Regions from separate parts of the Homo sapiens genome. Here region 1 is linked to region 2. Evidence: read pairs that join two places in POLR2A ChIA-PET (ENCODE). Cell type or tissue: K562. All regions are shown on one strand. Links, peaks and the distances in the headings refer to the core of each region. The heading gives the core; the rest is flanking DNA.

Evidence for each region. Peaks named below come from ENCODE experiments on the same cell type or tissue, not always from the same donor. Only the 100,000 strongest peaks of a DNase experiment are listed, where the experiment ranks them.
Region 1: POLR2A ChIA-PET joins it to region 2 with 5 read pairs; 2 of 35 experiments call an interaction of 5 or more read pairs at or near these places.

Annotation. Positions count from the first base shown.
Region 1 is chr10:118,500,498-118,508,517 of GRCh38, reverse strand. It overlaps LOC105378507 (a long non-coding RNA gene), which reads right to left. Exons shown (of 4, transcript XR_946354.2): 3 at 6,358-6,422; 4 at 1,842-2,071. Among named protein-coding and RNA genes, the nearest start is that of PRLHR, 91 kb to the left of the region's middle. In K562, for the core only: no CTCF peak of the experiment used is centred there; a DNase peak (open chromatin) is centred at 3,777.
Region 2 is chr10:118,559,919-118,567,938 of GRCh38, reverse strand. No RefSeq gene overlaps it. Among named protein-coding and RNA genes, the nearest start is that of PRLHR, 32 kb to the left of the region's middle. In K562, for the core only: no CTCF peak of the experiment used is centred there; no DNase peak of the experiment used is centred there.

The sequences.
Region 1 (8,020 bases), core at 2,483-4,982, 58 kb after region 2:
TGCTGGGCATTTCAGAGAAGCCAGAGAGTGGGAGAAACACCAGTGACTGGACCTGAGCTGTAGGGAATGGAAAAGGCCTTTGAAGGTGGAATGGAGAAGAAAGGGCCTCCTAGGCAGGGGCTGGGCCCAGAGGAGGGATCCACAGTGAGTGCCCTGGAGCAGGCCACTGGCTTGACCTAGAGAGGAGTCACTGTTTCTTAGGTATGAGAATGACATTGCTGAAGACTCTTGAAAATATGTCTGTGGAGTTGGTTTCCAACAGTAGTGGTGGGTTTGGCCTATCTGCTATGACTAATGATGTCTTTATGGAATGGCTAATGATGTCTGGGGGCACAGCAATGTGGCCCATGTGGTTCAGCCCAGGCTCTCTCCTCATCACCCACTGGACTCTCTGGCCTTAGGCAAGAAGGAGGATTCTGAGGTGAAAAGGAGAGGGTAAGAGGAGCAGGCCCCACTCAGGCTTGTACCTGTTCTGTAGCCCTGTGGCTTGTCACTCCTTGGTCACCCCAAGAACCATGCTGGGCAGCCCACCTAAGAAGCAGTGATGGGCTCTTCTATTTCTTTTCCTGAGCACCGTCAAGGGCAGGTCTACATTTTTTTCAAGTTCTATTTTCACAGTGCTTTAATTGAGTTATTTAATTTTTCTTCCAGGATCATAATTTTGATAATTCTTTTTCCCCAAAGCAAGGCAACTACGTGGACTTCAAGGTTGGCTTTGCCTGGTAAAGCTCTGATGATGAGGATAATGACAAGGTATAGTAAGAGTCGTTACTCTTTATTGATGTCTTGTTACATGCCAGACACTTTTTAAAAGTTGATATATGTTAACTTGTTTAATGCTCTTTACAACCTAATGGGGCAGTTGCCATTGTCTCCACTTTGTATATGATGAAAAATGAGGCCCAGAGGGATTAGGCTACTAGTCTAGAGTCACACAGTTGGCATAGAGAGCCAGATAGGCACCAGGCAGTCTGCTTGCAAGTTTGTGCTTTACCACCACACGTATGACTTCTATGTGACCTCTGTGTGCATTTGTTCACTTGTTTATTAATTCATGGATGCCCTGTTAGCTTTTGCATGTACACTGGAGCTTCAATTCCAGTGGGAAAGCCAGGAAATGGTATCTGTGATTCTAACACAGGGTGACAGGAGCATTGACCAGCCTCTGCGCTGTGAGCCCAGAAACAGGCATCCAAACAGACTGTGATTTGGGGAGAGAAAAGGGATGTCATGGAACCCCCCCCCCACCCCCAGTAGCTATCTTTAAGCTCTTAGGTCAGAGGGAGGAGACGGGCATGAGATGCAAAATGAGGAGGTTATTTAAACTCCCCAAGGCTCAGCTTCCCCTTTGTAAAGTGGAGAGGATGATTTCAGGGTTGCCATGAGAATTAAATGACATAAGATGTGTTAATTGCCTGAAATGGCATCTGGCACACAGTAGGCTCTCCACAAGTGGAAGCCCTGATTACCGGGGCAGAGAAGGATTACGCGAATAGGTGTGAGGCCTGTTTGACCCTCTTGGGGCTCAAATACTGCAGAGAGTAGCAGAAAGACTGAGGAGGGGTACCTGGACTGTGGCCAGAGAGGCCAGGGCTGCGGGGATGAGTGTGATGCTGGGGAAAGTTGCTGTCAGTGCTACTTGGACTTTGAGGCACCTGGTCCAGCAAACCCTGAGTGGTCTCATGAACATTTCTGTCTCTTTCCTCCAAGAGTGGCCTAGCAGGCAGTGTTCAGCTAGAGGGAAATAAAGCATGCCCTAGAGGTGAGCTTGTAGGCTTGGGAAAAGAGAATTTACTGACAAATGCTGGTGATCTGGGTGAAATCTGTGTAATACAGAAAAGATCTTACTATAATCAGGGCCCTGCTTAACCGCAACAACTTTACACTTGTTTCGGCTGTGGAGACTTTGACTAGGAAATAATGTGTTCTTCTTTCCCCTTAGTAATTGAGAATACATAACAACATCAATAATTGTAATCACTATAAAGTTGAGGAATGAGATTGCTTGGGTTGGATCCCAGTTCTGGCACTTGAAGCCTGGCGGGTTGCTTATCTCTGTATGCTTCAGTTTCTTCACGTGTAAAATGGAGAGAAATGGTAATGAATACATTATATGATCCATATAAGTATACATAATTATATCCATATTAATATATTAGTCAGATTAACATATATTAATATATTTATTTATATATTATATATTTATAAATAATTTATATATTAAATAATATATTTAATTTATTTATATATTAGATTTTTTTATATATAATCTATCTATATCTACTATCTAATCTGTAAATGTATAATCTGTATATTATCTAAATAATATATAGATATAGATATCTATAATAGTATATATTATATATTATATAATATAATATATATTATATATTATAATATACAATAATATATATAATATATAATATAATTTATATATTATATATTATATATAATATATAAATTATATATATTATAATTTATATAATTTATATATTATATATAATAATATATAAATATAACATGTAAATAAATATATAATATATTATATTATATATTTATTTACATATTAAATAAATGTTAAATATATTAAAAAATATAATATATTATATATTTATTTACATATTAAATAATCCATCTATAATATATTATATATTTATATATTATATATTTATTTACATATTAAATAATCCATCTATATATAGATATCTATATCCACAGATATAGATATCTATAATATATATTTAATATTATATATAATATATATTTAAATATTATATATTTATTTACATATTAAGTAATCCATCTCAGCAAGTGCCCACTAAATGTTAGCTCGTGGTCTATTTATTGAGCACTATGCAATGCCAAGCATTGTGCAGGTATGAGCCTGGGGCTGGCTGAAAGTTCTCCTTGCAACCTTGAGAGATAAGGAGATGGAGCCTCAGAGGGGTGAAGTAACTTCGCCAAGGTCACACAGTGAGAAAGTGCCTGAACTGGTCTTTTTTGCCTCTATTTCACCACCTACAACATCAGGCTAGGTTTCCATACTGGGATTTGAAACAGACCCACGAGAAGAGTGTGTAAGTGATTTGAACAGAGAACTCAATGGGAGCTTAAAAAACAAATCTTCTTTGTATTATTCACTTCTCATTTTAAGTGGCACGAACATAGTTTATAGCCTAAAAGTTACTTGCACAGCGTCGGTAAAAACGTGTTCATTTGTCATGTATAGATTGTTTTATTTTTAGATTAATGAAGATCCAAATTAAACCATCGGAGTGCAATCATCCTGATGGTCCTTAACACATTTTGCTCATTATCACTTCATTTATATTTATGATGAAGAACAGATGGTACCAATGTCATATTTCAATGTGTATCATATCCAGCTACGAGGATATATCTCATATTAGCTGCACTTATCAAAATATTTGTACTTAACAACAACAGAAATCTGAGCTTATGTACTATCTTGTCACCATGTCATAGCTACCATTTAGAAAAAAACCATTTAAATTAGATACGCTAGGGAAAGAATGCATCCTTCATTATTATTGAACGAATTTCACTGAACTCTGAAAAGTAATTATGGGTTCGTTGTAAGGAGAGAATCATTAAGCTTCAGTGGAAAACAGCAATTACAGTCTGTTGTTTTTGTGGCATGATCAGATTTTTTGATGTAAGCTGCTTTTGGAGAGCACTGAGAAGGAAACAGAACAATGGGTGATGGTGAAACAAGAGGCTGTAAGGCAGACAATGGGTGTGGCATGGACACCGAACTGATGAGTCAGCCTCCCTTTCTAAATGGTAGCTCTAAGGAGAAGCAGCCTAGGAAAAGCCTAGGAAAAAACTCTTAGAGGTGAGTTAAAGCCCTGAGGATCATTGTTCAAAGGCTTTTTTTGCACGTGTCAATGTTGCACAGTCTCAAAGGGGTGAGGAAATACAGGAGCCCCATGTTCCGCCAAATAACAGTCTAAGTTTCTTTTCTTTCTTCTCCTCCCCTCCCCTCCCTTCCCTTCCTTCCTTCCTTCCCCCTTTCCCTGCTTCCTCTTTCTCTTTCTTTCTTTCTTTCTTGCTTTCTTTCTTGCTTGCTTTCTTTCTTTTCTTTCTTCTTTCTTTCTTTTCTTTTCTTTCTCTGTCTCTCTCTCTCACTTGATCTTAGCCAAAAGGCCATGAAGCCATCTTTTTCTCTGTCTCTTTTTCTCTTTCTCTCCCTTCCCTTCCCTTTCCTTCCTTCCCTTCCCCTTCCTTCCTTCCCTCCTTCTTTCCTTCCTTCCTCTCTTTCTTTCTTTGTTTCTTTCTCTTTCTTTCTTCTTTCTTTCTCTTTCTTTCTTCTTTCTTTTCTTTTCTTTCTCTGTCTCTCTCTCTCTTGATCTTAGCCAAAAGGCCACGAAGCCATCTTTTTCTCTGTCTCTTTTTCTCTCCCCTCCCTTCCTTCCTTCCCTCCTTCTTTCCTTCCTTCCTCTGTTTACTTTTCTTTCTTCCTTTTCTTTTTCTTTCCTTCTTTCTTTCTGTCTTTCTCTTTCTCTCTCCCTCTCTTTCTCTCACTTGATCTTAGCCAAAAGGCCATGAAGCTATCTTTTCTCTCTCTCTTCTTCCTCCCTTCCTCCCTTCCTCTTTCTTTCTTGTCTTTTCTTTCCTTCTTTCTTTCTTTCTTTCTTTCTTTCTTTCTTTCTCTCTCTCTCTTTCTTTCTTTCTTTTGATGGGTACTCACTGTGTCACCCAAGTTGGAGTTCAGTGGTGCAGTCACAGCTTGTTGCAGCCTCAACCTCCTGGGCTCAAGCAATCCTCCCACCTCAGCCTCCCAAGTAGCTGGGACTACAGGCACATGCCACCACACCCAACTAATTTTTTTATTTTCTGTAGAGATGGGGTCTTGCCATGTTGCCCAGGCTGGTCTCAAATTCCTGGGCTCAAGTGATCCTCTGGCTTTGGTCCCTCAAAGTGCTGGGATTACAGGTGAAGCCACCATGCCTGGCCTAAGTTTGTTTTCAGATAGGTGGTCAATCAGCATGTACTGAACATCTTATTATGTGCCAGACATCTGAAGGATACAAAGAGGCATGGGACATGCTTCCTATCCTCAAGGAATTGATAGACCCATGTGACATGATAACAAATAATTCTGATGACAAAGCAAAACAAGACAGTGTGTACACGGTGCCAAAGTGGCCCAGAGGGAGGGGTTAGCTCTGTTATGGGAGTCAAGAAGGGCTTCATAAAGGAGCAGATACTGGATCGGCATCCTGAAGGCTGAATAGACATTCAATGTTTACATAAGGAGGTGGGCTTGAAAAACATTCTGTCAGGCAGCAGTTTGTCAGAATGGTCAAGAGCTCTGTTTTGGTGCCAGGCAGATGGACTTTGAGTTTTAATTCTAACTGCTTACCACTTATATGAACTTGGGCCAGTCATTTATTACTTTGTGCCTCAATTTCCCCAAACTACAAAATCAGACCAATAACCATGTCTATTTCATAAGGATGTTGGGACACATTTGTTATAATGCTTGGCACGTAGTGTGTACTCAGCAAATGCCAGCTCTTAATAGCATTCCAGGCAGAGGGCAAGACCTGAGCAAAGGCCAAAAGGCATGAACCAGTGTGGCATTTTTGTATTTTTTTCAAGGCATAAACCTCTAGCAATTGCATATCATTATGTAACTAGAAAGGCTCAGAAAAGATGAAAAGCCAATGACATTACAAAATCTTTAAAGTTTTAAGATGACATTAAAGCCAATTGCATTTGATGATGTAATTTACCAGCAATTTATTTAGGAAACACAACCAATAGAAATCGTATTTAATCTGAGTGAGGATGCTGGATCCTTTCATAAGGGGAAAGGCCTCTTGGAAATGGGCAACTGTCGCAGCCACTTGAAGGACAGGGTTTGGAGGAGCACTGGGCTAGGCGTTGGCCTCAAGGAGCCACAGGCCAAGTGACCCTTCAAACACCAGGCATCTCCTAATTCCTTGCTGAATGACAAGTACTCCTCATGTGAGGCTGACTGCTCTCTAAAAGGGACAAATGATCGACAAGATCCACATATGAAAAGCAGCAAGAATTTTGCAAAAATCTGACTTGAGAAAACTATAACATATTTAACACAAAGATGTATGAGAATGGGTGGTGGAGGTTTGATTTGCTTTTCAGTTAGGACACATTTGCAGATACAGGCATATTCCGCTGGCACATTCTGCTTGGCACTGGATCAGAGACTCATGGTTCTGTGCTCACCAAGTGGGCTGTCCTGTTCCATGACAGTGAAGTAGCAATGCCACCCAGGGTGAGGGGAGCGGAACAGCAGGGCACCATCGTGGGCCCTCAACCGTTCAAGGACATTTTAGTGAACGAGCTCACCTTGCTTTCATTTGCTGTCTGACTGAAGCGCCCTCTCCTTTGAACTCGGCAGGAGTGCCTAGTGGCTGAGAGTGGGGAGAAAGCAAAAGACACTTGTCAGACAGGGCTCTACTGAGGTTTTCTTCTTCCCTGCAACCTGAGCTCATGTGCCTGGACTCTCTCTGCCTTAGGGTGAGGCTTTTCCCAACAGGCTCCTGTTCCCTTGTGCAAATCGATTCTTGGCACATTTTTTCCCTAATGCCTGGGCAAGTCTGAATTCTTCAGAGTCCAGCTTAGGCTGCAAAATAGAACTCCTGCTACACAGTGGCCCTAAACACTCAAAATGATAGCTTGTCAAGACAAGGGAATCCGCAGAGCACAAAGGTGGTGAAATCTCAGTGACTCATGTTCTTAACACATTGCTTCATGCTCCCAGCCAACAGACTCATTTCTGTGGGCTTTGAATTTAGGTTTGGGCCTTCCTCCCCTAAGGCAATGGCATCACAGCCATTCCCAGAAGGACCAAATATAGGGTCATCAGCACAGGGCAAATACCCTATGAAGTTGCATATGAACCTTAATTCCCAAACTCAGGTAAACTAAGACCCCATGACACAAGAGTCTTTTAAGGTGGTCGACCCAAGCGAAGCTGCATCGTGAGAGAGAGATGATCACAGGCTTTGGTATCAGACCGAGTGGGGTTGACACTTGTTTGGCTACCTACTAACCATGTGACCTTGGGCGGTTTACTTATCTAATCTCTGCCTTAGGTTTTCCCATCTGTAAAGGAGCAAAATCATATGTATTTGTGGGGTTTTATGAATAATCATAGGAGATGATGAGTCAAAAGTGCCTCACCTGGGCCCAGCAGCCAGGAGCTGGGATGGTTGCTGGCACAGACGCTGTGGCTGTGACTACACTTCCAGGAGGGCTGTGACCACACTTCCAGGAGGGCTGTGACCCAAGGTCTGGATGTGCAGAGCAGATGAGGCAGGAAGGCCAGGTGAGGGTGAGAGGAAAAGAGGAATAGGGCATTTCTGAGAGGGGGAATAGCAAAGCAAAAGCATGGATAAATAGGAGTGTTGGGTGCAAGGGACTGGAAGAACTCCTTGTAGAGGATCCTTTTCAAGGAATTTTCAAGATCTCAGGGTTTAGATTTAGAAGCCTCCCTGTATTCTCCATCCTCTGCACAACTCCTGGTTAAATCCAGGCCCAGGTGGAATGTTGAGATAGCCTGGTCTAGACTGGTTGATGGGCCATTCGGGCCTTATGCATTTTGTGCAGGGCAGCCATCTGTTTTTATGTCATGATAAGAGATGTCAACAGATATTGTGTTTTTTATGGCAAACTGCCAATGATGCTAAAAGGTAATCACAGGCTATAAATCCACTCAAGTCACGCCAGCAAGGGTTTTTTAAGCATCTACTATGTGCTTAGCACTGTGCCTTAGACTACAATGAATAGACTTAATTTATCTATGCTTCTTTTATTGTTATTTATTTATTTATTTATTTATTTATTTATTTATTTATTTTGAGACAGGGTCTCACTCCGATGCCCAGGCTGGAGTGCTGTGGCGCAATCTTGGCTCACTGCAACCTCCGCCTTCTGGGTTTAAGGGATTCTCGTGCCTCAGCCTCCCAAGTAGCTGGGATTACAGGTACCCACCACCATGTCCAGCTAC
Region 2 (8,020 bases), core at 3,575-6,074:
TGGGCCTAGCGGGACTCCATGCCGGGGACACAGAAGTCACACATTACCCACCATGTGGAGAACCTGCTAGGCCGCAGATGCAAGCTCAGCTTCCACCTGTGGTGAGAACCAGCTCCAGTCCTTGTAGGAGTGGAAAGCCCAGATAATACAATGTGACCTGGCAAGCACTGTTTCAGAATATGAGAAGTGTCCCATGGGGGCCCTGGAGAGGGAGGCACTGTCTCTTCCCACAGACCCTGCAGGCCAGCTCAGAGCAGGCACGCCATAAATGCTTGACGAAGGAATGTCGGTGGTTTCTCCTAGATTCCCCATTTTCCATTCTGTTTCTTCCGACGGACATATTCCCAGGGCTAAAATTAATCTCTGACACATTTCCAACTTTCTTGACATAGGTATTTCCTCTGTCACTGCTGGCCTACAGTTTGTCTTCCTATCCAGGATTTTAGGACCAATACTTCCCCTAGCCAATGACAAAGATTCTTTGCTTGGCCAAACTTCAGTCAGCCTCCTGCACCTTCTCTTAGGCCCACCTCTGTGCACTTCTTGTAAAATCCAGCTTTAGCAAGAGTCCTGCTAAGTCAGGTTAGCTAGACCCCTCCACTCCCAGCTGTCATTCTCCATTTCTGATCACTCTCGATATCTGGTCGGGTTCCTCATCTTTTACCACTGCCCTGGGGAGGTCTGATCTTCCTGGCCTGTCTTCAGCAAGAATCCCCTTGGCCCCTAATGTTTCCTCTTAGCCATTTCCACCCGCTGACCCCCACGCTGCTCCTTTGCTCCAACACTCCACCTGCCCTTGCAAGTGGGAGTTGAGCCCGGTTCTCTATTCTCCCTATTGCAATAGTCCTGAGTAAAATCGGTTTTTACCCCTTAACTGATGTCCAGCTCAGGTTTTTGACTCCAGCGCTTGTCCCATCAATGAAGAACTCATTGTCTATACAGTGCCTGACTGCACACTCTAGACTCAGAAGGCACAGCTTCAAATAGGACCCTCCACCCTGAGCCTGTGTTCATGGAACTGAAGTCGTTTTCACCACATCATCTTACACACACGAGCCAGGAGAGCAGACTGGCCAGCAGAGCCAGGTTCCCTGGAGCCCTGCAAAGCCCACAAACACCCGAGCTGTGGGGTGGCTTTGCAGCTTCTCTACCAGCCACCCCACCACAGGGCAGGACTCAGGCATGCTGAGGGCCCAGACTTGGTTGTGACCTCATCATCTCTGCCAGCATCTTGGTCTCCTTCAGCTGGCGGAGACCTGACCAGATTAAGGGGACCCCAGGCCCTAGCCTTCTCCCTGGAGTGTGTGGAAACATGCCTGCTCTCACCCACGATCGCCTTGTGCCACTCCCATTTGGGCGTTAGAGTCTCTCAGTGTCTCACTTTGTCAGCTGTTTCATTTGTACAAAATACAACAGGGAACAGCCTGGGTCATAGTAGAGGAATCATTAATTATGTAAACAACTCCATATTTGGGAGCCAGTGCCAGACGCTAAGCCCTGGGGATAGAGCAGTGAACTGAACCTGGGAGGTGGAGGTTGCAGTGATCTGAGATCACACCATTGCACTCCAGCCTGAGTGACAGAGTGAGACTCTGTCTCAAAAAAAAAAAAAAAAGGATCTACTGGGGCCAGGCATAGTGGTTTATACCTATAATCCCAGCACTTTTGGAGGCCAAGGCAGGAGGATTATTTGAGCCCAAGAGTGTAAGACCTGCCTGGACAACATGGTGAGATCCAATCTCTACAAAAAAAAAATTGCCAGGTATGGTGGTGCACCTGTGGTCCCAGGAACTTGGGTGGCTGAGGGGGGAGGATTGCTTTAGCCTGGGAGGTTGAGGCTGCAGTGGGCAGTGGTCACACCACTGCACTCCAGCCTGAGCAGCAGGGTGAGACCCTGTCTCGAAAATAAAATAAAAATAAAATAAAAAAGATCACTTGGACAATTGACATGGGGGCAAGAGAGAAAGTGGGAGGGGAGGGGAAGAGTTAGGGGGCTTCTGCCAGGTCCCATTGGACAAAGGTGAAGGCTGGGACTGGGGTAGGTGCCACACTGAGGGGGCAAACTTGGGATGTGTTTTGTGGGAGCGCTGCCAGGACTAGTCAATGGATTGGATGTGGGGCATGGGGAGGGAAAGGGAACACAAACATGATGTCCCCTGTGGTTTTGGTCTGGGTAGCTGGTTGATGGTGGTGTAGTGACTTAGATGGAAAAGCTGGAGGAATAGCAGGTCCAGTGTGAAAATCAAGGGTTCTGGTTTGGCCATGTTGGATCAGAGAAGCCACCCACAGAAGGTTTAAGGTACCGCGTGGCACCTGCAGAATGTCCAGGATGGGAGGATGCCTCCAGCTGCATCTCAGGCCCTGGCTCTGGGGGGGCACCCCCGCCCCCTTCTTGGAGTATGCTCTTTAGTGTGAGGAGAGTGGCCCCTAGTGAGTAGGGATCGGTAACCTCACCCACCTTCCACCCCTTTCATGAGGCTAGGCCACCGCATCTGGGCAGGAAACAGCAGAGCCACGTTCACCTGAAGGCAGTGACCACCTGGGATGGGTTAAAATGCGGAGGCTGCAATCGGGGCCCTGAATGTGCGTATTGAACTTGGGCCCTTGATATCTGTCATCAGGCAGGTTGGGTCCCACGCTCTGCAGATGTCTGTGATCCGAGGGTGTTGAATGGCCACGGCCCTGAGTGTCCCCATGAAGACTCCTTCCCCCACACACCTCAGTTGACTCACTGAGGGCCAAGGTGACAGAGTCCTTAAGACCACGATTTTGAAGTCAGATACCCAGGATTGCCTCAGCTGCCTCCATTCCCAGCTGCCTGACTGGGAGGAGTTGCGGAACCTTTCTTGGGGATCCCTTTCCCCCTTTGAGGAAGGTCTTAGCTGCCAAATGGCCACATTCTGAGGCTTTGGTGGACTCCTGTAGGGGAAGGACATGGTGGCCCTTACTGGTTGAAGGTAAAGCCCCTGACTCCTGGAAGCTTCCAGGAGACTCTGGAAGCTACCCTCACTTTCCGTAGGAGGAAGACCCTGCCTGCCCAGGGCTGCAGCCACTCTCCTTGTCATTTGACTAAATGCACCGCTTCCCGTCCCTCCACCAGATGTCAGGCCAAAGCTGTGGAATGGAAATGATGCCTGGGCTCTGCCAGGCGGCAGCAGCTGCAGCCTGGAATGCGAACCTCCCACAGATGCCCCATTAGGAGAGTTGGGGAGGGGGCACTGAGGGTAGGGAGGGGATGTGCAGGGGTCCTGGCATCCACACCGGGGCTGGATTCTTAGATCTCTGGGTCGAGGCTACTCTTCCAAAGTCAGAAAGGGAAGTGAATGGTGGGGTGCTAGGGCCCCTCTCCTGGCCGTAAGAGCTCAGAACACATGACCAGCAGAGACAAACAAATTCTCAGGCCCTACCAGATCTTTTTAAAAAATGTTTTTGGTAGTGGGAGGCATTAGGATTTATTTGAAACCTGTCTTTTTCTATTGATTGAATTATAGGTGACAATAGCCACGTTTCATACACTCCCTTTTCCCTCTTTGGGGGACTCTTGGAGAAACAGCCTCATGAGTTCATCTGACCCATACCCACTGGGGCAGAGCCCAGCCACGCCTGAGGGGTCTGTGGTGTGTCTGGACCCTTAACTGGGAGAGTAAGAAGAGAGGCTGCCAGAACCCAGGAATTCTGCTCTAAAAGGGACTGCAGCGGCCTTAGGTCCAATGTCTGGATGATGCTGGTGCTGTTTGTTTGGTTTCTGTCAGTCCCACCAGACTGTAAGTACCATGAAGACAGAAACCACATCTGCATTGCTCACTATGGTGTCTCCAGACCTAATAAGGTTTATCTGAGCTGAGAATGAATGCTTTTGGGGAGATGAAATATAGCAGGATGCCCTGGTGTCAGTATTTGCTTCGATGAAAAAAATCTTAGGTTTGTAACTTGCCTAGCTCTGTGGCCCTGGGCAAGTTGTTACAAAACTTTGGCCCTCAGTTTCTTCATCTGTAAGATGGGGATAATAATGGTGTTTCCACAGGGCTGTGGAAAAGAGTGCCAGAGACTCTGCACAGTGCCCAGTGCCTAGTCAGATGGGGTGCTTGTTCCAGTTACCTATTACCATGTAACAAACCATCCCAAAGCAAGTGGCACAGAGCAGCAACAATTTTATTACACTCACAGATTTTGTGGACCAAGACTTTGGAAGGGAACAGAGGGGTCATTGTTTTCTGTTCTGCAGTGTCAGCCAGGACCTCAGCGGGAATGATTCAAACAGCTGGGGCGGGGTGGGGGCAGTGATGAGACAAGCTAGAGGTGGGAACAGCTGGGACTGAGGATCCACTTCCAAGGTGGTTTCACTCAACTTTCCCTTGCCAGGCCTGAGGCTGCTGGGGGCCATCAGGATCAGGTGGGACTCTTGACTGCAGGAAGCCTCCATGTGGTCTCTCCAGTATGGTAGTCTCAAGGTGGCTCAGGGATCCAACAGCAAGCTCTCTAGGGAACAAGGTGGCAGCCTTATGGTCTTTGATGACCTTGCCTTGAAGTTCTATGGAGTATCTTTCACCACAATCGAAGGTGGAAGAAGACACAAGCCCATCTGCATTCAAGGGTTGGGGATGTAGACTACCTCTCCAATGGGATTACTATGGAATTCATAGCCATGTTTAAAAACTCCAACACTTTTAATTTTAATTTTTAAATTTTGACATAATTTCAGACTTTCAGAAAAGTTGCAGGAATAGTTCAAAGAATTGCTGTATTCTCTTCATCAAGCTCCAAATTTTAGTCTTTAAAATTTATCCCTTTCTCTCTATATATACTTCTACATTGTTTTTGCTGAACTGTTCAGTATAAGTTGCAGCTGTGATACTTCCTTATTTCTACATACTTCTGTATTTCTAAAAACAAGGACATTCTCTTACATAGCCATAGTACAATGTCCAAAATTAGGAAATCAGCAAACATGACTATTTCTGTTATAAGGTCATATTCAGATCGAATTGTCAATTATAAATTATAAATACATTATAAATGTCTTCATAGCCAAAGAAAACCCAGGATTGTGTGGTGTACTCAGTTGCCATGACTCCTTAGTATCCTTTAAACTGGAATAGACCCTAAGACTTGCTTTGTATTTCATGTGTTTACATTTGAAGAGTATAGAGCAGTTCATTTTTCAGAATGACCCTCCTTTGGGTGTGTCTGATGTTTCCTCATTGTCAGTTTCAGGTTATGCCCTTTTGGCAGGAGTACATTATAAGTGATGTTGTATTCTTCTCAGTACATTGTATCAGGAGGCACAGGATCTTAATTTGACTCATAACTGATGATGTTAACATCGATCACTTAAGGTGGTGTCTGCTAAGTTTCTCTACTGTCAAGTTACTAGTTTGCTATTTATCGTTAATAAATATCGTATGGAGAGGTAATTTGTGACTATGTACATATTCATGTGTAAAAATAAAAATTTCACCCACTAGTTTAAGGATCCATATGTTATTCTGACTTTAATCAATTGTTATCATGATGGTGATTTTCTAATTTTATTGTTTCTTCTATTAATACAATATTTTTTGTTTCTCCTTTGTAAGGAAGAACTTTCCTTCTTTTTCTTTCTTTCTTTATTTTTTTAGACGGGTCTTGTGCCAATGTTTTAGTGCTAGGGGTTTATTACTAGGTGGATGTCATTGCTTCTAGGCCCTCACAGTGGGCAGAGCTTAGAAATAAATGAATGCACACACACATGCATCTATCTTTATTTTTGTATTGAGCAATGTGTATATTTTAAAACTCATTAATTCCCACTGATACCCCAAATTTCAGTCATGTCCTACAGAGCATATTCTCGCCTTCCTTCTCGTGTATTTGTAACTCCTTTCTCTACCAGTGGGGAAACTGGCTCCCATGTTCCTCGGTATATTATTTATTTATTCAGTCCTAGTTTCAGAATTGCTAACCCATGGCTTTGTGGGGGAAAAAATACCTTATTAACTAGAGTTCAGTATTTGTTCAGTATTTTGTTTTTTTTTAAGTTTTAGTGTGAGGACATGTTGTCTAAATACTGTCATCAAAAGTTACTTGGATCACACTATTTTTATTCTATAAGAGGGAACCCAGGTCAGAGAGGAAAGGTGACTTAGAACAAGTCGTGAATTCTCTTCCAGTGTCAAATTCTCTAATTGGAGTTTGCATCCCCAGTGAAGCTCTCAACATCTCATCATGGAGCTATGCATCACTGTTGGCAGCATTCTTGGGACACTTTGCCACTTTGCTTCTCACTTTGTGCATTTTGTGCCAGGCTTGGTGTGAGAGGAAATGATTTAATAACTTAAATTATTTTAATCCTAACCTAGGATCAAGAAAATGAAGAAAGAAATCTGATTACAAATAAAATAAAATTGCAGTTAGAGAGCCATTTCGTTCTCACTGTGGTCAGGTTGTCTTGGGAACTTATCTGGTGGAGGCCAAGGGGGTGATAGTGGCCATTGGGATCCTACTCCTGGCTTTAGTGGGTGTCCCTTTATTGTCTCAGAGGAGTGATGTTAGTTATTAGTTCGGGATAGACAATTTTCATGGTGTTGAACTATTCCTGGTTTACCAAGAGTTTCTAACAGAGAAGGATGGTAAAGTTTATCATTGGCATTTATAGAGATGATGATTTAGGTTTTATTATATCTAGCAAGTATTAGTTTTATGGATTTACTATACACCAGGCATTGATGTAAACATCTTTTACATGTGTTAGTTTATTTAATTCTCACAATAACCCCACAAAGTATGTAATGTTAGTATTCTCATATTTTGTAGTATTATTTTATGTGGGTGTCACATGTGGCCACAAAAGGAGACAGAGGAAAGGCTCTGGAAAAAAAATGAAGTTTATTATACTCATGGTCCCAGAGACAGGAAGTACAGGGCACACCATGCGGGACCACATGGGAACGACACCAGATGGTCAGGAGAGAGAAGACAGGGGTGGGGGAAGGCTTAAGTCACTGCCTTTTCTTGGGGTTTCCAAGGGAAAGGCAAGGCAAGGCAGGGCAATGTGAACAGTTTAGGATTGGCCAGTCTGGATAATTTCAGTGAGCTTTGGGCTAAAGGGGTGGTGGTCCCTAGTTGCCTGGTATCTGGCCCTGGGATGACTAAGGCAGAGGAATACTGTCTCCCGGAATGTAGGGCCAGAGAGAGGAGGTGTGGCTCTGGACTGGTGAGTTTGCATGTCAAAGGCACGCTGCAGTCTGGACCCTTATAACCTCCAAGAATTCACTAGCTCTAGGAAGAACAGTCTCTCCCCAGCCAGAAAAGTTTATTTAAAGGCACCAAAACATTATAATATATAGAAAATTAAGAAAAAAACATTTACAATATGTCCCATGTTATAGCAAGAGAATTGGGCACAGACCTTAGATTGCTTGATAAAAGTCACAGTGGAAGTGGAAAAGCCAGGTTTCTAACCCAGGGGCCCTGGCTTTTAAATCTGACTGTTAGCCTCTAACTATTCTCTTCTTATTGTAATGCCTTCTTTGATCTACTGATGTGATAAATCACATTAATAGCTTTCCTGGTATTGAACCATGCTTGCATTCCAAATCATGGTTGGTTATGGTGTTATTATTATTTCAAAACACTACTTGACTTGATTTGTAACTTTACTTTGTATTTATATTCATGCAAATTTTTTATTTTCTTGGCACTGTATCAAGAGTGTTCTAGGCTTAATGAATTGAATTGGGAAACTTACTATTTTTTACAGACTTATTGAACTATATAAAATAGAAGTGATAGTTTCTTAAAAATTCAAAGAAAAGATAGAGCCTGTAAAACCAAGTAGGCCCAGGATCTTTCTAAATTATGTTTTCAATTATTAGCCTACTTTTTGAATTTCTTGCAGGGCTAGTAGTCTGCTCAGATTTACCATTTATTTTTTGATAATTTTGAAAATTTATGTTTTCTTAGAAAACCATCTATTTTATCAAACTTTTCAAATTTATTAATACAGAATTATACATGTTATTTTCCCATGACTTAAAATGTC